Regions from separate parts of the Homo sapiens genome. Here region 2 is linked to region 1. A link is a loop called in an ENCODE intact Hi-C map of the cell type or tissue named here. Cell type or tissue: natural killer cell. All regions are shown on one strand.

Evidence for each region. Hi-C counts contacts between places; a loop is a spot of excess contacts. Peaks named below come from ENCODE experiments on the same cell type or tissue, not always from the same donor. Only the 100,000 strongest peaks of a DNase experiment are listed, where the experiment ranks them.
Region 2: it touches region 1 in a loop (10-fold over the local background); 2 of 110 quality-filtered maps call a loop at or near these places.

What each region holds. Positions count from the first base shown.
Region 1 is chr17:36,184,576-36,192,575 of GRCh38, reverse strand. It overlaps LOC128966684, which reads right to left. Exons shown (of 4, transcript XM_054328434.1): 3 at 4,549-4,762; 4 at 3,068-4,153. The coding sequence ends at 4,676. Among named protein-coding and RNA genes, the nearest start is that of CCL3L3, 8.2 kb to the left of the region's middle. In natural killer cell, no CTCF peak of the experiment used is centred here; DNase peaks (open chromatin) are centred at 65, 3,465, 4,305, 5,585 and 2 weaker places; H3K27ac peaks cover 915 bases.
Region 2 is chr17:36,079,330-36,087,329 of GRCh38, reverse strand. All of the region lies in intron 2 of CCL3-AS1 (CCL3 antisense RNA 1), which reads right to left. Among named protein-coding and RNA genes, the nearest start is that of CCL3, 6.8 kb to the left of the region's middle. In natural killer cell, no CTCF peak of the experiment used is centred here; DNase peaks (open chromatin) are centred at 1,449, 4,529, 5,049 and 5,389; H3K27ac peaks cover 5,942 bases.

The DNA of each region.
Region 1 (8,000 bases):
GAGGATCTGCTTTCTGGAGGCTGCTGACTTCCTGTCTGTGTGAGTTAGCCTGAGGTTGCCTTAGGTATTGTGTAATCAGCGACTGTTTGGAACCAGTCTTGTGGTTTCTTTGGCAATGTGACTCCCTTCTAATGTCCATAGGCTACTATTTGCTTCTGATCAATTCCATGGGCCAGGTAGCCAGAAGCAGAGATGTTTTCAGTTACAAAGCTCGAATTTGCATTTTAAATGGGGTTGGGGATAGGCACTTTCTTTTTTCTTTTCTTTTTTTTTTTTTTTTTGAGATGGAGTCTTGTACTGTCTCCTGGGCTGGAGTGCAATGGTGTGATCTTGGCTCACTGCAACCTCAGCCTCCTGGGTTCAAGAGATTCTCCTGCCTCAGCTTCCCAAGTAGCTGAGATTACAGGTGCCTGCCACCAAATCTGGCTAAATTTTTGGATTTTTAGTAGAGACGGGGTTTCACTATGTTGGCCAGGCTGGTCTTGAACTCATGACCTCGTGATCCACCTGCCTCAGCCTCCCAAAGTGCTGGGATTACAGGTGTGAGCCACCGCGCCCAGCCAGGGATGTGCACTTTCTAGCACAGACCTCACTACCAGTGTCACCTCTACCACCAAGTCCCTGGTGAGAGACCTCTGCCTGCATCTTGGCCCATGTGGAGGTGATGAATATTTGACCCTTGGCCTCATTAGGTCTCTCATCTTCCTGTCTCTGCTCATGCTAACTTTATCTTAGAGTAGAAAATTCTGCCATTACAGCCCTTCAAGTCTCCAGATTACTGGGTTCTCAGTCAATAAGTTGGAAGGGCCTTTTTTAGCAAGTTCAATTTCTTCCTTTTTCAATTTCAGATGAGCCCATTTCAAAGCAGCCTAAACTCTTTCTTAAAGGACCTTACTGATGTAATACATAGCTACTAAGTTCCAATATTCAGAATCTTCTTTTTTTTTTTTCTTTTTTGAGACGAAGTCTTGCTCTGTCGCCCAGGCTGGAGTGGAGTGCAGTAGCGCGATCTCAGCCCAGTGCAAGTTCCGCCTCCCAGGTTCACGCCATTCTCCTGCCTCAGCCTCCCAAGTAGCTGGGACTACAGGTGCCCACCACTACGCCCGGCTAATTTTTTGTATTTTTAGTAGAGACGGGGTTTCACCATGTTAGCCAGGATGGTCTTGATCTCCTGACCTCGTGATCTGCCTGCCTCGGCCTCCCAAAGTGCTGGGATTACAGGCGTGAGCCACTGCGCCTGGCCTATATTCAGAATCTTTTCTATCACATTCCTTAATGCTGCAGCGTTGGTATTTGGCACAGGCTTTTAGCACCAAAATAAGACAGACCATAGTTCAACCAGCACGTGCAATACCTTGTAATGGGTATGGCAAAAGGTAGTGCCCAGACAGGACAGCATGGTGAATATCACCTGGGAACATGGGAGAAATGAACATTCTAAGCCCCACTTCCTTTCTTAATGGACTAGGGCCCAGCAACCTGTGTTTTCACAAGGCTCCAGGTAATTCTGATGCATGTAAGGTTTAAAACTCCTTCCATTTCACAAGGTCCTCCCCAAATTACCACTTTCTCATTTCAGCCAGTTCCACACTTCAGTCAGGGCCTGTGACTTTTAACAAACCCTGTGTCTCTGCACAGATGCAGATCTCGTATCTCTCAGGATGCTGGCAGTTTCCAGGCAGAAAGCAAACAAGCAAACCAAACTCAAAGAGGCTTTGAGTAAATGCACGTTGTGGCTCCAAGACTATAGGGCATCGAGGTGGCCCTAGCTCCAGGCAAGGCTGGACGCAGCAGCCCTATGGTATCTCATGAGTCCTCTTTGCTTCTCTTTCTGATCTCCCTTTCCTGTGAGAGGCCCTGGGTGGCTGCCAGTACCTGCCAGTGTTACATGAATCCTTTGTTCATTTTCTGCAAGGAAGAGTGAGTCTGTGATCCCACTGGAAAAAAACATCACTAGGCCCTTTCGGATGTGACTGACTTAGGAACCGAATTTCCTAACCTGTCGCTGTGGTTATGGGGATGGGTTTCATTGATTTGCTTAAGTTAATCAAGGCACATAACTTGAATCTTTGGGTTTACTGAATTTTACATAAACTTAAAGCCTGAGAATGGTGCAGAAGGGAGATTTTCCTGAGGAAATGTGAGTTTCGGGCATCAGGAAACATGCAGAATAGATGCTGGTTAGGAAAAACAAGTTTTCACTATAATGTGTTTGTCTTTTTCCTGTTATTTTTGTCTTCGTGATATAAAAGGCACTAATACTTTGTGTGTGGTAAACATTTCTTCTCCTATGCTCTCTAGATTAGAAACTATTAGTCGTCCACTTTCCTGAATGACTTTATTTTTAATAAGATGCTGACTCGTGTATTTCCTGTTGCACAGTGAATGACTATTGCCCAAACCTAGGGCAAAAGAGACATAAACTCTTCATGATGTCAAGGTAACCACTAGAAAATGGGGCTACATACCCACGCCAGAACATACTGAGAAAGGTAGAACTGGACCTGCCATAGGCACTGCCCACCTTCCTTCATAGAAGCCAAAGATCGGGCACTGAGGATGCAGGAGGAGATGAGACAATTCTTAGAACAATGAGTCCTCAATAGAAATTGTCCATATTAAGGAACAGAAGGGAGTCCTTTCATAGTGGATGGACAAAGGGGTAGACAAGGAGACTGCAAGCGAAGGAGACACTTCATACTTGCCGTTTTTATTCCTCTTCTTTCCTGGGAACTGCACCCACAAAAATACATTATGTGGGATTGACCACATCCCAAATGCTAGGTGGCTCCTGATTAAAATAAGCTGATTTGCATCTTGAGTTTTTTAAACTTACCATAACATAAGCATTTCTCATGTCACTGCATTGTTTGTAAAGGCTGCCTAATAGCCAATTAAGGGAAGAGCCCATAATTTTCTCAGCAATTTCCATATCATAGGCATTTAAATTGGGTCCAATTTTAAGTTGCTATAAATATGCTGGGGACCAAATACACTTATGCATTGTTCATTTTTTCCATATTTGAATTTATTTCTATGGAGAATAGATTCCTAGACATGGACCCTCTTGGCCAAAGGCTAAGAACATTTATTTCAAGGTTCCTTATGCATATTAGCACCCACATTAAACACATCTTTAGGTCCTTGGCTTAGCGCATATCTCTCTTGAATGAACAGATGTCTGAAAGCCTGGCTGTACTCTCATCGCTCAGTAGCTCAGGCTTTGCTAATACAGCTCTGTCCATCTGTGTGTGATTGAAGTTGGGCTGTGCTGCTCAGGACTCCTGGCATCATTGCATAAGTCAAGTCTACGCCGTTAGAACAGCTGTGGGATAACATAGAAGTTTCTGCTCTGCCAGGGAAAATATGACTACAGAGCTTTAGTGAGAAGGAACTAGCTAAGTGTGGTCCGGGGTGACAACAATATCTCACGTCCTCTCACTGTGGAAACCACTTCCCCATAAACAGCCCCAAGACAAGTGAGCACTTGAACTGTTCCTGCAAATACCCTGAGCCCTGTGGTTACCCAAGACCCCCGTGCATGTGCAAGTCAACAAGATACCACGGTGCTTAAAAAACATCCTGTCTCATCAGCCCCGGTTTCCATCTTCCCATGACTCAGGGCTTACCTCTTTAGAGAAGGGGACACAGCTTGGACCCCAGAAGGGGGCTGGTGACTGAGTGCGCAAGAGCTCACTTTCTTGGGCCCCCACGTCCTCCTCATTCACGATGCCCCCCTGTTCCTGGGCCTCCTCTCACGAGTCAGTCTTTGTCCTGCCTTTTGCTGTTGTTCCCTGCACTCTCTGGCTGGGGTCAAACCACATCACCAAAGTCCAAGGACAAAGGTACCCAAGTGAAACAGAGAACTTCCTAAGGGATTTTCAAAATGCCCTGGGCTATCTGTTCGGGAAGATTTTCTTCCCCAAAGAGTTTTCAGTTTTTATTCTATAAATCTTAAAGGCAGGATACGGTCTTGTCCTACTTAGGGAAGGAGAACACTGAGTAGGTTTCAACAAGCGGCAGAACCCAGCTACAATCCCGGTGGCCAGCTGAGTCATAAAATTGCCACAGGTCTGCCTCACAGGTGATTTGCAGAGATGGCCTCTTGCTGGAAAAATCTCTTCTTAGACCATATTATGTTCCACCAGTAAAGCTGGAATAAGAGGCAGAATATTTAATTAGCTGCAATTCCTACAGAGGGAGACGGAGGCCAAACCTAAGGCTCAAACAGAAATGGAAGGGAAAAGTGGGGAAACAAGAAATCCCCAACTTCCTGCTGGTTCTTCTCACCCCCACATCCCCAACTTCCTGCCAGTTCTTCTCATCCCCAAATCATCCCCTGAACAGTGCTGTCTCCATCTGCTTCCTTCTGATTTTATCACTGGGTAGAAGGAGTTGGCTCATTTGTCCCCAGTGAAAAATGACTCAGGGTCACGCTGCTCCTTCCCTCAGAATGCCCAGGTCCCCAAGCACCCAGGCATCTGCTGCTTTTCCTAGGATCCCCAGAAGCCCCCTAGCAAAATGGTAGATGGCAATTATGAGACTCACTGCTGGTGCCAGGTGAGGGCTGGTGCTCCTGCCCATCTCTAGAGAGAAGCAGGACTTGGAGGGTGGCAGCCTGCAAGGGCACCAGTCGGTTTGAGGGCCATCCTGGGGACCCCAGGCCTTTGAGGTCCTATCTGGTGGTGGGACACAGGGAAGGGCCATAGAGGTGTTTTCTGGCCTGACCTGGGGTCTGCAAGGAACCACGGAAGAGCTGCCCCTGACAGAGGGAAGACAGGAGGAAGTGTTAGCCGGAAGAGGCTGCCTGAAGAGACCCCCTGAGCCACTGATGAAAGGTCTAGGGAGCTGAGGTTGGACAAAGAGTCCTGAGCAAGTGGACAGGCCCTACACTTGCCAAGACAGAGAGAAGAAGGTAGCACGGAACCAGGAATTCTCTTGCTGATTCCTCAATTTTTATAACTGTCTCTTTTAACAGCTTCCAGAATGAAAGTGGCTGAGGCTGGCAGGTCTGTGCCAACCCCATCGAGTTCTGGTGCCAAGTGCATCACTGACCTCAGAGTCGAATCCCTGAGTGACCTGGAAGCAACAAGACACTGTTACATTTGTGGCAAATTAGGAGGCAGGGACCCAGGCCCTAGGGACGTCCCTTCAATTCCTGAACCTACCCCTACCCAAGCAACCACACTCTGGGGCTCTTCTTAACATGCATTTCAACTTATCTATTTAATTTTTGTAATGTATTTCTATGCGTTCTTGACTGCTTGTCGGAAGGGACCTCACAACACCCTCTACGCCCCTTCCTCAGCCCCTCCAGTCACACAGCGGCTGACACATATTCAGGCACATGGCTATTCTTTGCGGCTCTCGTACAAGGTGGGTGGCTACGTTCAGCTTTTTCTAGAGGACATTGTTCCAAAGCTGTCAACCAACAAATATTTATAGAACATTATTTATCATTTCTGTGTTCAGCTATGTAAAACAATGAATTCGTTTTGAGTAAACCAGTCTTAAACTGTTGGTGATCCTATTGGCTTTGTTTTGTGACAAAGCAAGGTGGTGGGATGGGAGGGGAAGAGCAGAAAACTCTGAAGAGGGGAAGTCAGCAGAAAGGAAATGACGGTAATGCCTCTCCCCAAATAATGAAACTCTATTTTTTAAAACAATGATTATTTTATAAAGTATTATGCACCCAGTGTATAATGCATATGCACTAGGTAAATTCATGCTTGATATATATATTCATGCATTTAAGCTTATTTTTCTCATGAGTCAAGCTCTCTTAAAAATTATTCATTGTGCTTCAAATTCTAACAGTGTCTCCAAGGGCTAAGTATTATTAATATTCCCATTTAACAGAAGAGGAAATGTTGGCTCAGAGAGTTAAAACAACTTGTCCATGGCCATGCAGCGAATAAATAGTGTAACTAATATGCAATCCTATGAGCATTCCAGAACCACCTGGGATGGTCATTTAAAATGCTCACAAGAGAACTGGGTTTGGATGCGGGAATCTAGATTTTTACCAAACCCCCAAGTGATACACATGCAGACTAAAGACAAGAAACTACTGAACTTGTCAATAAGACTTTTTTTTTTTTTTTTTTTGAGACTGAGTCTTGCTCTGTCGCCCAGGCTGGAGTGCAGTGGCATAATCTTGGCTCACTGCAATCTCTGCCTCCCAGGTTCAAGCAATTCTTCTGCCTCAGCCTCCCAAGTAGCTGGGAGAACAGGTGCCTGCCACCACACCCGGCTAATTTTTGTATTTTTAGTAGAGACGGGTTTTCACCATATTGGCCAGGCTGGTCTCAATCTTCTGACTTTGTGATCTGACCACCTCGGTCTCCCAGTTTTTTGTTTGTGTGTTTGTTTTGTTTTGTTTTGACTTGTTCTGAGATGGAGTCTTGCTCTGTTGCCCAGGCTGGAGTGTAGTGGTGCCATGCCGGCTCACTGTAACTTCTGCCTCCCGGGTTCCAGTGATCTTCCTGCCTCAGCCTCCCAAGTAGCTGGGATTACAGGTGCATGCCATCACACCCAGCTAATTTTTGTATTTTTAGTAGAGACGGGGCTTCACCATGTTGGCCAGGCTGGTCTTGAACTCCTGAACTTGAGAGAGCTGCCTGCCTCGACCTCTCAAAGTGCTGGGATTACAGGCATAAGCCACTGCACCCGGCCTCAATAAGAATTTAACCACTCTTTCAAAAATAAGACACACATGGTAATAGACATCTTACCTGGGTATTATTTCCCTAGAATCCATGCTCCACAAAATCAGTGGTTAACATTAGAGAAAGGAAAGACAGTCAGCCAATATATACAATAAGACTTCTATCGTGAATGCAGAATTACTTGATGGATTGCCTAGACTGAGGTTAAGAAACTATGGTCCTCAGAACAAATCTAGTATGACCCCTGTTTTGTAAACAAAGTTTTGTTGAAACACAGCCACTCCCACTCTTTTATATATTATCTATCCCAGCTTTCCAAGACAAAGGTGGAGTCACATTGTTGCAACAGAGATTATATAGCCCACAAAGAACAATATTTACTATCTGGTCTTTTATAGAAAACGTTTGCTAACTCCTGGCCTATGTTTTAGTATATACTTTTTTAAGTATAAGAAAGTTAGACTGAGTCAGGATTCCTGCTGTACAATGCAAGGGGGAGAAATTCAACACACTTGTGAGAAATGCAAAATATATTAACTTTTTGATAAGCCCTACTTACTTTGTGTGTTTAAAACAATCTATTTTTTAGTATCAAAAAGTGACATTTTGGTAATCAGCATTTTTAAAAAGCAATGACACAGTCTGTAAAAAAATTTAAAATTTACATACTCTTCAGTCTATCTTATTTCTAGGAATCTATTTCAAGAAACACTATCTAAGGAAACAAAGGAGGGCCAAGCACGGTGGCTCACCCCTGTAATCCCTGCACTTTGGGAGGCCAAGGCAGGTGGATAGCTTGAGGTCAGGAGTTCGAGACCAGCCTGGCCAACACGGGAAAATCTCATCTCTACTAAAATACAAAAATTAGCCGGGCATGGTGGCAGGCGCCTATAATCCCAGCTACCTGGGAGGCTGAGGCAAGAGAATTGCTTGAACCTGGGAGGCAGAGGTTGCAGTGAGCCGAGATCTTGCCACTGCACTCCAGCCTGGGCGACAGAGTGAGACTCTGTCTCAAAAACAAAAACAAAAACAAAAAAGAACCCCCCCCCACACACACAAAAATTGTTGGCACACCGCTGTTGTTTGCAGCTCTGTTTGTAAAAACAACCAATATAAATCAACTCTTTAAAATATGGATAGTTTAAACCATGATGGTACAGCCACATAATAAACATGAAATTACTGAAAAGAATAAAGTAGATATACATACTGAAAACAAAGCTATCTATGATATTAATGTAAAACTAGGTATATAGAATATATTCCATATGTGGAGAAAGAAGCAGAATGGCAGTTGCCAGGGGCCGGGGGAGGAGGAATGGGGAGGTGTTG
Region 2 (8,000 bases), 110 kb after region 1:
GGTTTACTGTGAAAGGTAAGTTATTTAATAGATGGATTGTTTGCATTATCTGTACAAGAAATCCATACTAAGCTAGGGTCCTTTTTGCAGAAGAAAGAGAAATTCAAAATATTTGTGTGAAAACCAAACGTGTTAATTTTTACGAGCTATGCTTATTTCATTTTGTTTCAAATAATCTATTTTTTGTGTCCAAACATGTTTAGAATTGTAGTGTTCCAACTCTTTAAAGCATAAACACTACTACTTAGCAAATATTAAAATGCATATACTATGTGAACTACATCCCATTTGACCTGATCCCATTTCTAGGAATCTGCTTCATAGAAACACTGCCAAAAGATAAGATATGTAGACATGAGGATATTCTTTGCAGTGTGGTTGGCAAACAGCAAAGAAATGCAAACAGTCATCAGTAGGGGATTAATCAGTAGAGGATTAAGATGTCCATCAGTGGAATATTCTGAAGTCAGTAAAAAAAAAGTAGCACACATCTATAACTGTGGAAAGTGTCCATAATATTATATGTAAAAGGCAGACCTAATTACATTCAGTATATGCATATATATTCTCTACATATGCTATGGAACTATCTGTAAAGTATATTATTTTGTTTTATTTTTAAATGCCATATATACATATATATTTACATAGGCAAATATTTGGAAAGATACACATCAAATAGCTAACTGATTTCTTTGAGGAAATGAGGCTTTTTTTTTTTTTTAGGAATGAGGGTTTTTCCTTTTTATATTCTGCACTTTTAAAACTTTGAGTTATTTTCTGATTAGCTTGCATAGCTTACCTCTCTGGTCTCATCTTACCCTATTCTTTGATGGGTGATATTCCATCCATCACAACCACTTTCTGGTAGGGATTCTGAGTTGATGCAGAGAGGATAGAGCTCAACCTGGCTTATACTGTTTTGATGCCATGATGGCTTTCATATAATGAGGGTACAGCAACAAACACGTCTTTTTGACAAGGCTGTTTCTCTCTCTCTCTCTCTCTCTCACACACACACACGCACACACACACACACACACACACACACACACACACAAGCAGCTTTTGTCCCCATAGACGCAGTGAAGGTGTCATCATTCCTTCTTTATTGGCTTTCAGGAAAAAATATAGGGGCATACAATATTTGCCTGCACTGAATTGTTTCTCAAGGTCTAGAAACCCAAAGCTAAACGAAGTTTAATCATGCCCAACATTCCCTAAATACAAGTGTTATGAACAAACAGTAAGTTGAACAAAGACCCCTGATAGGGAACTGGAGAATGGGTACTGCATTTTTAAGCAGTTCAGCTGATCTGGCAGTCCCTAGCTCTCCTCCCTGGGAGAATGTCCTCTATGGACAATCTGAGATGTGCAATGTGGAGGATCTGCTTTCTGGAGGCTGCTGACTTCCTGTCTGTGTGAGTTAGCCTGAGGTTGCCTTAGGTATTGTGCAATCAGCAACTTTTTGGAACCAGTCTTATGGTTTCTTTGGCAATGTGACTCCCTTCTAATGTCTGTAGGCTACTATTTGCTTCTGATCAATTCCATGGGCCAGGTAGCCAGAAGCAGACAGGTTGTCAGTTACATAGTTTGCATTTGCATTTTAACTGGGGTTGGGGATGTGCATTTTCTTTTTTCTTTTTTTTTTTTTTTTTTTGAGATGGAGTCTCCCACTATCACCCAGGCTAGAGTGCAGTGGCGTGATCGCGGCTCACTGTAACCTCCGCCTTCCGGGTTCAAGCGATTCTCCTGCCTCAGCCTCCCAAGTAGCTGAATTACAGGTGCCCGCCACCACACCCAGCTAAGTTTTTATATTTTTAGTAGAGATAGGGTTTCACCATGTTGGCCAGGCTGGCCTCTAACTCCTGACCTCATGATCCGCCAGCATTGGCCTCCCAAAGTGCTGAGCTTACAGGCGTGAGCCACTGCGCCCAGCTGGGGATGTGCACTTTCTAGCACAGACTGCACTACCATTGTCACCCCGACCTCCCAGCCCCTGGTGAGAGACCTCTGCCTGCATCTTGGCCCATGTGGAGGTGATGAATATTTGACGCTTGGCCTCATTATGTCTCTCATCTTCCTGTCTCTGCTCATGCTAACTTTATCTTAGAGTAGAAAATCCTGCATTTACAGCCCTTTCAGTCTTCAGATTACTGGATTCTCAGTCAACAGGCTGGAAGGGCCTTTTTAGCAAGTCGCATTTCTTCTTTTTCAATTTCAGATGAGCCCATTTCAAAGTAGCCTAAACTCTTTCTTAAAGGACCTTACTGATATAATACACAGCAACTAAATTCCAATATTCAGAATCTTTTCTAACAAATTCCTTAATGCTGCAGCCTTGGTATTTGGCACAGGCTTTTAGCACCAAAATAAGACAGACCATAGTTCAACCAGCACGTGCAATACCTTGTAATGGGTATGGCAAAAGGTAGTGCCCAGACAGGACAGCATGGTGAATATCACCTGGGAACTTGGGAGAAAGGCATATTCTGAGCCCCACTTCCTTTCTTAATAGACTAGGGCCCAGCAACCTGTGTTTTCACAAGGCTCCAGGTAATTCTGATGCATGTAAGGTTTAAAACTCACTTCCATTTCACAAGGTCCTCACCAAATTACCTCCTACTTTCTCATTTCAGCCAGTTCCACACTTCAGTCAGGGCCTGTGACTTTTAACAAACCCTGTGTCTCTGCACAGATGCAGATCTCGTATCTCTCAGGATGCTGGCAGTTTCCAGGCAGAAAGCAAACAAGCAAACCAAACTCAAAGAGGCTTTGAGTAAATGCACCTTGTGGCTCCAAGACTATAGGGCATCGAGGTGGCCCTAGCTCCAGGCAAGGCTGGACGCAGCGGCCCTGTGGTATCTCATGAGTCCTCTTTGCTTCTCTTTCTGATCTCCCTTTCCTGTGAGAGGCCCTGGGTGGCTGCCAGTACCTGCCAGTGTACATGAATCCTTGTTCATTTTCTGCAGGGAAGAGTGAGTCTGTGTTCCCATTGGAAAAAACATCACTAGGCCCTTTTGGATTTGACTGACTTAGGAACCGAATTCCTAACCAGTCGCTGTGGTTATGGGGATGGGTTTCATTGATTTGCTTAAGTTAATCAAGGCACATAACTTGAATCTTTGGGTTTACTGAATTTTACATAAACTTAAAGCCTGAGAATGGTGGGGAAGGGGGTTTGCCCTGAAGAAATGTGAGTTTCTGGCATCAGGGAACATGCAGAATAGATGCTGGTCAGGAAAAACAAGTTTTCACTATAATGTGTTTGTCTTTTTCCTGTTATTTTTGTCTTGATGATATAAAAGGCACTAATACTTTGTGTGTGGTAAACATTTCTTCTCCTATGCTCTCTAGATTAGAAACTATTAGTCGTCCACTTTCCTGAATGACTTTATTTTTAATGAGATGCTGACTTGTGTTATTTCCAGTTGCCCAATGAATGACTATTGCCCAAATCTAGGGCAAAAGAGACATAAACTCTTCATGATGTCAAGGTAACCACTAGAAAATGGGGCTACATACCCACTCCAGAACATACTGAGAAAGGTAGAACTGGCCCTGCCATAAGCACTACCCACCTTCCTTCATAGAAGCCAAAGATCGGGCACTGAGGATGCAGGAGGAGATGAGACAATTCTTAGAACAATGAGTCCTCAATAGAAATTGTCCATATTAAGGAACAGAAGGGAGTCCTTTCATAGTGGATGGACAAAGGGGTAGACAAGGAGACTGCAAGCGAAGGAGACACTTCATACTTGCCGTTTTTATTCCTCCTCTTTCCTGGGAACTGCACCCACAAAAATACATTATGTGGGATTGACCACATCCCAAATGCTAGGTGGCTCCTGATTAAAATAAGCTGATTTGCATCTTGAGTTTTTTAAGCTTACCATAACATAAGCATTTCTCATGTCACTGCATTGTTTGTAAAGGCTGCCTAATAGCCAATCAAGGGAAGATCCCATAATTTTCTTAGCCATTTCCATATCATAGGCAATTTAAATTGGGTCCAATTTTAAGTTGCTATAAATATGCTGGGGACCAAATACACTTATGCATTGTTCATTTTTTCCATATTTGAATTTATTTCTATGGAGAATAGATTCCTAGACATGGACCCTCTTGGCCAAAGGCTAAGAACATTTATTTCAAGGTTCCTTATGCATATTAGCACCCATATTAAACACATCTTTAGGTCCTTGGCTTAGCGCATATCTCTCTTGAATGAACAGATGTCTGAAAGCCTGGCTGTACTCTCATCGCTCAGTAGCTCAGGCTTTGCTAATACAGCTCTGTCCATCTGTGTGTGATTGAAGTTGGGCTGTGCTGCTCAGGACTCCTGGCATCATTGCATAAGTCAAGTCTACACCGTTAGAACAGCTGTGGGATAACAGAGAAGTTTCTGCTCTGCCAGGGAAAATATGACTACAGAGCTTTAGTGAGAAGGAAGTAGCTAAGTGTGGTCTGGGGTAACACCAATATCTCACCTCCTGTTGCTGTGGAAACCACTTCCCCACAAACAGCCCCAAGACAAGTGAGCACTTGAACTGTTCCTGCAAATACCCTGAGCCCTGTGGTTACCCAAGACCCCCTTGCATGTGCAAGTCAACAAGACACCACGGTGCTTAAAAAACATCCTGTCTCATGAGCCCCGGTTTCCATCTTCCCATGACTCAGGGCTTACCTCTTTAGAGAAGGGGACACAGCTCAGACCCCACAGCTGGTGACTGAGTGCCCAAGTCCTATCCTCTTCTGCTCACACTCTTGGGCCCTCACGTCCTCCTCTCTCACGATGCCCCCCTGTTCCTGGGCCTCCTCTCACGAGTCAGTCTTTGTCCTGCCTTTTGCTGTTGTTCCCTGCACTCTCTGGCTGGGGTCAAACCACATCGCCAAAGTCCAGGGACAGAGGTACCCAAGTGAAACAGAGAACTTCCTAAGGGATTTTCAAAATGCCCTGGGCTATCTGTTCAGGAAGATTTTCTTCCCCAAAGTGTTTTCACTTTCTATTCTATAAACCTTAAAGGCAGGGTACGGTCTTGTCCTACTTAGTGAAGGAGAACATTGAGTAGGTTTCAATAAGGGGCAGAACCCAGCTACAATCGCTTCCTGGTGGCCAGCTGAGTCATAAAATTGCCACAGGTCTGCCTCACAGGTGATTTGCAGAGATGGCCTCTTGCTGGAAAAATTTCTTCTTAGACCATATTATGTTCCCCCAGTAGAGCTGGAATAAGAGGCAGACTATCTAACTAGCTGCAATTTCTACAGAGGGAGATGGAGGCCAAACCTAAGGCTCAAACAGAAATGGAAGGGAAAAGTGGGGAAACAAGAAATCCCCAACTTCCTGCTGGTTCTTCTCACCCCCAAATCTCCAACTTCCTGCCAGTTCTTCTCATCCCCAAATCATCCCCTGAACAGTGCTGTCTCCATCTACTTCCTTCTGATTTTATCACTGGGTAGAAGGAGTTGGCTCACTTGTCCCCAGTGAAAAATGACTCAGGGTCACGCTGCTCCTTCCCTCAGAATGCCCAGGTCCCCAAGCACCCAGGCATCTGCTGCTTTTCCTAGGACCCCCAGAAGCCCCCCTAGCAAAATGGTAAATGGCAATTATGAGACTCACTGCTGGTGCCAGGCGAGGGCTGGTGCTTCTGCCCATCTCTGGAGAGAAGCAGGACTTGGAGGGTGGCAGCCTGCAAGGGCACCAGTCGGTTTGAGGGCCATCCTGGGGACCCCAGGCCTTTGAGGTCCTATCTGGTGGTGGGACACAGGGAAGGGCCATAGAGGTGTTTTCTGGCCTGACCTGGGGTCTGCAGGGAACCAGGGAAGAGCTGCCCCTGGCAGAGGGAAGAGAGGAGGAAGTGTTAGCAGGAGGAGGCTGCCTGAGGAGACCGCCTGAGCCACTGAGGTAAAGTCTAGGGAGCTGAGGTTGGGCAAAGAATCTTGAACAAGTGGATAGGCCCTATGCTTGCCAAGACAGAGATGGGAAGGCAGCATGGGACCAGGAATTCCCTTGCTGATTCCTCAATTTTTATAACTGTCTCTTTTAACAGCTTCCAGAATGAAAGTGGCTGAGGCTGGCATGTCTGTGCCAACCCCACCAAGTTCTGGTGCCAAGTGCATCATTGATCTCAGAGTCAAATCCCTGAGTGACCTGGAAGCAACAAGACACTGTTACGTTTGTGGCAGATTAGGAAGCAGGGACCCAGGCCCTAGGGACGTCCCTTCAATTCCTGAACCTACCCCTACCCAAGCAACCACACTCTGGGACTCTTCTTAACATGCATTTCAACTTATCTAGACTATTTAATTTTTGTAATGTATTTCTATGCGTTCTTGACTGCTTGTCAGAAGGGACTTCACAACACCCTCTACGCCCCTTCCTCAGCCCCTCCAGTCACACAGCGGCTGACACATATTCAGGCACATGGCTATTCTTTGTGGCTCTCATACAAGGTGGGTGGCTACGTTCAGCTTTTTCTAGAGGACATTGTTCCAAAGCTGTCAACCAACAAATATTTATAGAACATTATTTACCATTTCTATGTTCAGCTATGTAAAATAATGAATTTGTTTTGAGTAAACCAGTCTTAAACTGTTGGTGATCCTATTGGCTTTGTTTTGTGACAAAGCAAGGTGGTGGGATGGGAGGGGAAGAGTAGAAAACTCTGAAGAGGGGAAGTCAACAGAAAGGAAATGACGGTAATGCCTCTCCCCAAATAATGAAACACTACTTTATAAAACAAGGATTATTTTATAAAATATTATGCACCCAGTGTATAATGCATATGCACTAGGTAAATTCATGCTTGATATATATATTCATGCATTTAAGTTTATTTTTCTCATGGGTCAAGCTCTCTTAAAAATTATTCATTGTCCTTCAAATTCTAACAATGTCTCCAAGGGCTAAGTATTATTAATATTCCCATTTGATAGAAGAGGAAATGTTGGCTCAGAGGGTTAAAACAACTTGTCCAAGGCCATGCAGCAAATAAATAGTGTAACTAATATGCAAACCTATGAGCATTCCAGAACCACCTGGGATGGTCGTTTAAAATGCTCACAAGAGAATTGGGTTTGGATGTGGGAATCTAGACTTTTACCAAACCCCTATGTGATATACATACAGACCAAAGACCAAAAACTACTGAATTTCTCAATAAAACTGGTTTTTGTTTTTTTGTTTGTTTGTTTGTTTGTGTTTTTGAGATGGAGTCTTACTTGGTCACCCAGGCTGGAGTGCAGTGGTGTGATGTCGGCTCACTGCAACCTCCACCTCCCAGGTTCCAGTGACCCTCCTGCCTCAGCCTCCCAAGTAGCTGGGATTACAGGTGCATGGCACTACACCCGGCTAATTTTTGTATTTTTAATAGAGACGGGTCTTCACCATGTTGGCCAGGCAGGTCTTGAACTCCTGACCGGAGAGATCCGCCTGCCTCAGGCTCCCAAAGTGCTGGGATTACAGGCATAAGCCACTGTGCCCGGCCTCAATAAGAATTTAACCACTCTTTTAAAAATAAGACACACATGGTAATAGACATCTTACCTGGGTATTATTTCCCTAGAATCCATGCTCCACAAAATCAGTGGTTAACATTAGAGAAAGGAAAGACAGTCAGCCAATATATACAACAAGACTTCTATTGTGAATGCAGAATTATTTGACGGATTGCCTAGATTGAGGTTAAGAAACTATGGTCCTCAGAACAAATCTAGCATGACCCTGTTTTGTAAATAAAGTTTGGTTGAAACACAGCCACTCCTGCCCTTTTACATATTATTTATTGCAGCTTTCCCAAGACAAAGGTGGAGTCACATTGTTCTAACAGAAATGATATAACCCACAAAGACACCAGTATTTACTATCTGGCCTTCTATAGAAAATGTGTGCTAACTTCTGGCCTGTTATGTTTTTAAGTATAAGAAAGTTAGACTGAGTCAGGATTCCTGCTGTAAAATGCAAGTGGGAGAAATTCAACATACTTGTGAGAAATGCAAGA